2 separate regions of the Mus musculus genome follow, and region 2 is linked to region 1. The links are chromatin loops, found by intact Hi-C in ENCODE. Cell type or tissue: left cerebral cortex. All regions are shown on one strand. Each heading gives the region's core, and the rest is flanking DNA. Links, peaks and the distances in the headings are about the cores only.

Region 1 (2,909 bases), core at 151-2,650:
TGTCCTTCTGTATTCTATGGACCCACAGGTAGAGTCTACTCCACAGGGCTGTGCAGAGCTTGATTAACTAGTACAAGCAAAGCATCCAAACAAGCAGGCTGCGTTTAGCTAGTGACACATGTCATCAGTCAGCGGTGGTCATTCTATTTGCTACTGTTGTCACCTGTCCGCTATTGTCACAGACACCTGGGGACATAGATGTTAATAAGAATTGATAAGAAGAGGGGTGATAAGCAAAGGCAGATTCCCATCCAACAAAGCTACTGTGCTCCTGTGAGCTGAGAGGAAACTACTGGCATTCTCCAAGTAGACTTAGCCATGAAACCCTCTTTTGAGGAATTTTCATTACAAGCTCACAAATGGTCTCTGTGTGAGACCCAGTGTGGGGAACCCTGGCCTCCAACTCCCTCATCTGGGTGAATGATACCTAGCACCCCTGTGCGTGTCCTGTGAGGAGATTACCACCTCAGCCCGTGGCGTCCTTTTCTAGGGGAATATGTGGAATCTTGACAATGTAGGTGGGCCAAGTCTGTTAAGGAGGAGATGTAAGGCTTAATTCCAAGTGGCTGGCTCGCAATCGGTTTGGGTATTGCCATCATTTCTGGTTGTGTTTAATTTAGATAAACGGGTCCTGCGTGGGATGTATGCCGGTGGTGTTGATTGCCAGCATAAAGAGAAGCAAGAGAGAGAGAGAGAGAGAGAGAGAGAGAGAGAGAGAGAGAGAGAGAAGCCTGTACCTGGTCCCTATGCCCGTACCTGGTCCCTATGTTCAGAATCTTCTGCCTTACCCTATCTTCACGATTCACCTGGCATCTCTGCAACTTAGTTTCCTTATCTGTAAGTCATGTGTACACAAAGTTGCCATGGAGGACTTCCGTGATGATTAGATGGGAGCCAATAAATGGACACAATGGACTCATGAAAGTTGTCCATCTGGCATGTGTGTGTACTCACACACGAGCCCCTGTGTATGTATGCATGTGGATCCCTGTGGGGTTATTGCAGGTGGCCAAGGAAAGCATGCAAAAGCTCTAGCCTTGAAGTGGATCCTGCATTCAAACCTGAGTCCATCACTAGCTGTTCCCCTGGAAAAGTTGCTGCTTACCTCTCTGTTTCTCATCCATCTCATCTTTAAAATAGGAGTCATGCCGCACACACTGATCTGCTACTGTTTCACAAGCTGAAGTCTCTGACAGCACCCAGCGCACAGAGGCAGGTCCTCATATTCTCTACTCCACCAAGTAGCTCTCCCCAAACCTACAAAGCCCACCCTCTGGAAACAAGGCTGTGAGAGCCAGTGGTACCCTGTCCCTGGAGAAGAGAACTTAAAACTCCATCGTGACCTCCGGGTGTCCATCCCTGGAGCAAGGCGGAGAAGGTTGCTTTTGTGTTAGCACCCTCTGTCGGGAGAGCCCGTGTCAGCACCAAGGACAGAGGATTAGGACCTGCTCACTCTTGCGGGCGGGCAGGCAGATAGCTGCACCTTGGCTGCCTAGAGGCTCACGGTTCCTACTGGACCTGAGCCCAAGAGAGAGGCGTGGTTCACTGTGACTCGAGAGTCTGAGTGCCAGGAGAGCAAACTGCAAGCACCGCCTCTGGCGGGCAGCAGTAGACATAAACTAAATGAAAAGCTTGTGGCTGCCCTGGGTGACTTCTCCTTTGCCTTAGTTTCCCAGAGCCCCCTGTTAACTGACTGTGCTTCCGAGTCACCTTTCTATGCAGCAGAAGAAAGGACTCCAGTGCTGTGGTTTATGGAGCCGAAGGGGCGGGGCTTTTGGCCGAGCTGGGAGGCGGGCTGTTGCTATTATCATTACCATATGGTAATAGGCGTGCTTTGGCAGCCTGGCCCTTCCAAGGGAAACCAACTCTGCACCAGGGCGGAGTAGCGTCACAATCCTGGATCTCTGAGAAGGTTCGTGGCTACAGCTTGCCTCTGAGCACCCACCGAGTACCAGCTTGAGCTCAGAGCTAAGGAACAAACCAACCAGTTATCCAACCTCATTCAGCCTTACATTCATTTTTCCATCCATCCAATACTCAGTGAAGACCTACTATGTGCCACGGGCCAGGGTGAACAGTACTTTCTCCACAGGGTAATGTTCAAGGACAGGGTGGATAGTGAAGATGATTTGGGAATAAAGGTGGGTCCATTAAGGTATAAAAAACTCCAGGCCCAAGATACTCAGCCGTGAAACCAGACTTCCCTGGTTTCAAACTTCTTTTCTCCTTTCCACCCTCTCCACTGACGCCATTCTTAGAGGACTCCGTGGAGACAATACCTTGGCCCTCTTTCCCAGCTGGTTAAGCTTGGGACTGATGGGTAGTTTCACCAATGACCTGCTCCTTTCAGCTCCTCCCCCAAGGACAGTGGTAGGTGGGTGCGGCCGGGAAGCCACGCCCACTTGGCCTTCTGAAGAACTCTTGCCTGTCCTCCTTCACCTGGCTCCATCCTGTTGCACCTAGACTCCAAGAGCATGGAAGGCCACACAGCAATGCATGCATTTCCTGTAAGCCTAGCCCAGCCCGGGAGGGGGGGCGGGGGGGCATCTGGGCTTGGAGCTCCTCAGCCAGGGAACCTCTCACACCGAGGGCTTAGAATCCTGGATAGCTTTTTCCTAAGCCAGAAGCAGAGAGGTGGGAGGGAGAGACTGGCAGGATCAGACAGGCAAGGGTTGTGCTCTTCCCTTGGCTTGCTTAGCGGGGGGTGGGTGGGGGGGAAGCTTTTTTTGGAGGGGAGGGGAGATGCCCTCAAGCTCACCCCTCAGTAGCTTGGGGAAGATGAGACTTGGAGGCGTAGCAAGGGGGAGTGGAGAACAGCCAGGGAAAGGATAAAGGCCCAAGACTCCAGTGTTCAAGCCAGATCCAGCCCAATCAGTCTAGCAACCAATTAGTCTGATTCAAAAAAAAAA
Region 2 (2,909 bases), core at 152-2,651, 110 kb after region 1:
CCTGGTCTCCCGTCCAGCAAGGTCCAGGTAGATCTAAACACTAGCCAGTCTGGTCATCTTGATGCAGGTCTCCAAGGTTTCTGGGCCATCCACTTCCACTCTAAAGACAGGAGGAGGATGCTGGCAGAGGAATAGACTGGGCCAGAGGCTTCAGGATGCTGTCATCAGCGCCTGGCTAGAGCCACCTGTCTGCAGAGGCACAGACCCATGAAGACATTGTCAACATCAAGCAAGGATGTGTGGGAGACACGGCACGGTTCACCTAGCCTGAGATGAGCACTCGGGGCGGAGAGGCAGCGGCAGTGTCCCCCTCCCCTCCCCATCCTTACAGAATCCTCCAAACTGAATGCTTCTTTAGAAAATGCTGGGTGAAACTGTCCAGAGGTGACTCCTTGTGGAGGCAAGACACACAGAGAGAGAAAGAGAGACCTCAGCCACCCTGGGGATGGAGGCAGGAGCCTGGGTCAACCAAGCCTGCTTGGGAGACAATTCAGCAGCTGACGCTGTGTTGCTGTTGCTGTTGTTGTTATTCTTCTGTAAGGTGGCAGAGTGACTCCGATGAGCGTAAACATGTATTGTGAAGCGGTGGTTCTTGGGGGATATGCTTTAACGGCTATAATAATCATCTTAATTGGCACATTAATTATACGAGAGCAGGTGCTTCCAAAATAATTGCGGATGTTGGAAAGCTGTTTATTTCCTTAAGTGGCTCACATGGTCCCCTTTAACCCTTGAATAGCAGACCACTCAAGGTACAACCTGGACAGGAGGGAAGCCCATCTCATCTGTCAGTGCAGAGCCTGGGTGATCCACCCCCCCGCCCCAAAATCCTCAGGTCACTCCTCAACCCTCCCGGTGGAGAAGAAGTGTCACCAGAGAGCTTGGGTTTTCACACGGAGGTCTTGTCCCAGCATGTACTCTGCTGAGACAGATAACGGAGCCTGGTGATAGAGAGGAATCCCCTAGCTTAGAGCCAGGACAGGTGTGGCATAGTGAGGGAAGAGCGGTGCAAAGGGTCTGAGGGCAGCCCACCTCAGCTTCATCCGGTGCTCAACGAGGGTCTGAAAGGGAAGGAAGGAGAAGTCTTGTGGGTCAGGGGACCTGTCCAGAATACATTATGTTCACCTGCCATGCTGTTGGGTTTGGACATAATCCATGAGGGGTGATCCAAGATGTTTAAGAGCAGCAGGCTTGCCACCATCCAATTTTATAAAGTTGCTGTCCTTGCACAGAAAGAATTGACAATATCTCCCGATTGGCACGGCCATCATGAAGCTTTGCATCCCCGCTCTGCCCACGCATCCCCCTTCTTTCCTCATCATAGCAAATGACATCACCACCCACAGATTTCCTCAGCCAGGACTCTTAAAATCTTTCCCGTCCTCTGAGTCTGTTGCCACTACTCATTCACATCTCCTCCTGTTAGTCAACTCTCAACACCTGCCAGGAGTCCATCTCTCCCCGAAGCCTTGGTCAACACTTGGAGCGGGCCACTCACTCACTGCACCCTTGTATCCTTGCCCAGCCTCCCTGTCCCCATCCACATCCCTGAGCAACCAGGGTGTCTTTGAGCATCTGTATCAGGACAGCGCCCTCCCCTGGAGTGGCTTGGTACTGCAGAATAAAACAAGAGGCCCACATGGGGGATCCTCGCATTATGCCAAAGCCCAGGAAGACGGGTGCTTGAGGAGTGCAGGGTTTTCAGCTTCACAGAAGGAAACCCTATGCCTGGGGCAGGCTGATCTGGAAGGAGAGAGAGCTTCAGAGTCTACCTTAATCAGTGAATAACAATTAGCTCCTCCCAGACTACCTTGCAACCCTACTGACCCATCCCTGTCCCCACCCTCTACCCCTACAAGCAGCCTCAGAAGCCCACAGTGCCCCTCATGGCACACTGGGGTCCCTGGAGAGGGAAGGAAACTGCTGATGTATGCAGGCCAGCCATCTAGGCAAACATTGTACTGACACTCGTCAGTTCTGGTAGGCTGTCTTTCAACTTTCTTAATTGTTATATAATTACATCACCTGCAAATAGCAATGACCTTCCTCTTCCTAATGCACGAAGAGGTAACAGGCCCCGGAGTGGCATCGTCTCCTAAGTCATCAACACTCAGATCCTGCAGCCAAGATGCTCAGATTCCAATTCACCCTCTTCTTAGACTTTCTGTGACTCTAGCAGGGTGGGCTGGAGAGACGGACAGACGGCTCAGTAGTCAAGAGTGCTTGCTGCTCCTACAGAGGACTTTCCCAAGGTTACCTGAAGCTCCAACACCAAGGGTTATAGCACCCTCTAGTGGCCTTCGAGAATACCAGCACTCACATGACATACACACATAAGCAAGCAAACAGGCAAATGAATACATGAGTGAATGAATAAATAAATCTTACTATTTAAGGTGGTTCGATGATACCCGACACAGGCTCACATAGCTGAATTCTTGGTCCCCAGTTGGTGGAACTGTTTGGGAAGGATTAGGAGGTGTGGTCTTGTTGGAGGAGGTGTGTCACTGGCTTTGAGGTTCCAGATATCAGTGCCATTCTCAGTGTCTCTGCCTCCTTCTTGTGGATCAAGATGTGAGCTCTCAGTTGTTCCTGTCGCCATGCCTTTGTTCTGCCATTGTGGTATCAGACCCTGAAACCAGAAACCCTGTTCAATGTGATCTTCATGGTGTTATAGCGATAGAAAAGTCAGTGACCCGCTATGTAAGCAGTATTTTTTACTTACTGAATTTGTCGTCATTTCTTAATTCATTCCATTGTCTGAAACTTTCAGAATTCTTGCAAAAAAAAAAACTTCTCCTGGGTTTCATTATTTAACTAATATTTATTTACCACTGATTTCTGATAAATCCTTTTTTTTATCATGCGTGGGAAGGCTCCCTCTATTTCAATTTTCCTAAAGATTTTTA

What was found. Hi-C counts contacts between places; a loop is a spot of excess contacts. Peaks named below come from ENCODE experiments on the same cell type or tissue, not always from the same donor. Only the 100,000 strongest peaks of a DNase experiment are listed, where the experiment ranks them.
Region 2: it touches region 1 in a loop (2.5-fold over the local background); 4 of 42 quality-filtered maps call a loop at or near these places.

What each region holds. Positions count from the first base shown.
Region 1 is chr4:140,248,102-140,251,010 of GRCm38, reverse strand. No RefSeq gene overlaps it. Among named protein-coding and RNA genes, the nearest start is that of Igsf21, 2.7 kb to the right of the region's middle. In left cerebral cortex, for the core only: a CTCF peak has its summit at 1,416; DNase peaks (open chromatin) are centred at 380, 1,474 and 1,804.
Region 2 is chr4:140,142,757-140,145,665 of GRCm38, reverse strand. All of the region lies in intron 2 of Igsf21 (immunoglobulin superfamily, member 21), which reads left to right. It overlaps Gm13029 (predicted gene 13029), which reads right to left and starts at 2,793. Exons shown (of 3, transcript NR_153821.1): 1 at 2,389-2,793; 2 at 2,026-2,185; 3 at 678-1,061. In left cerebral cortex, for the core only: CTCF peaks have their summits at 1,590 (motif pointing left) and 2,297 (motif pointing left); a DNase peak (open chromatin) is centred at 1,326.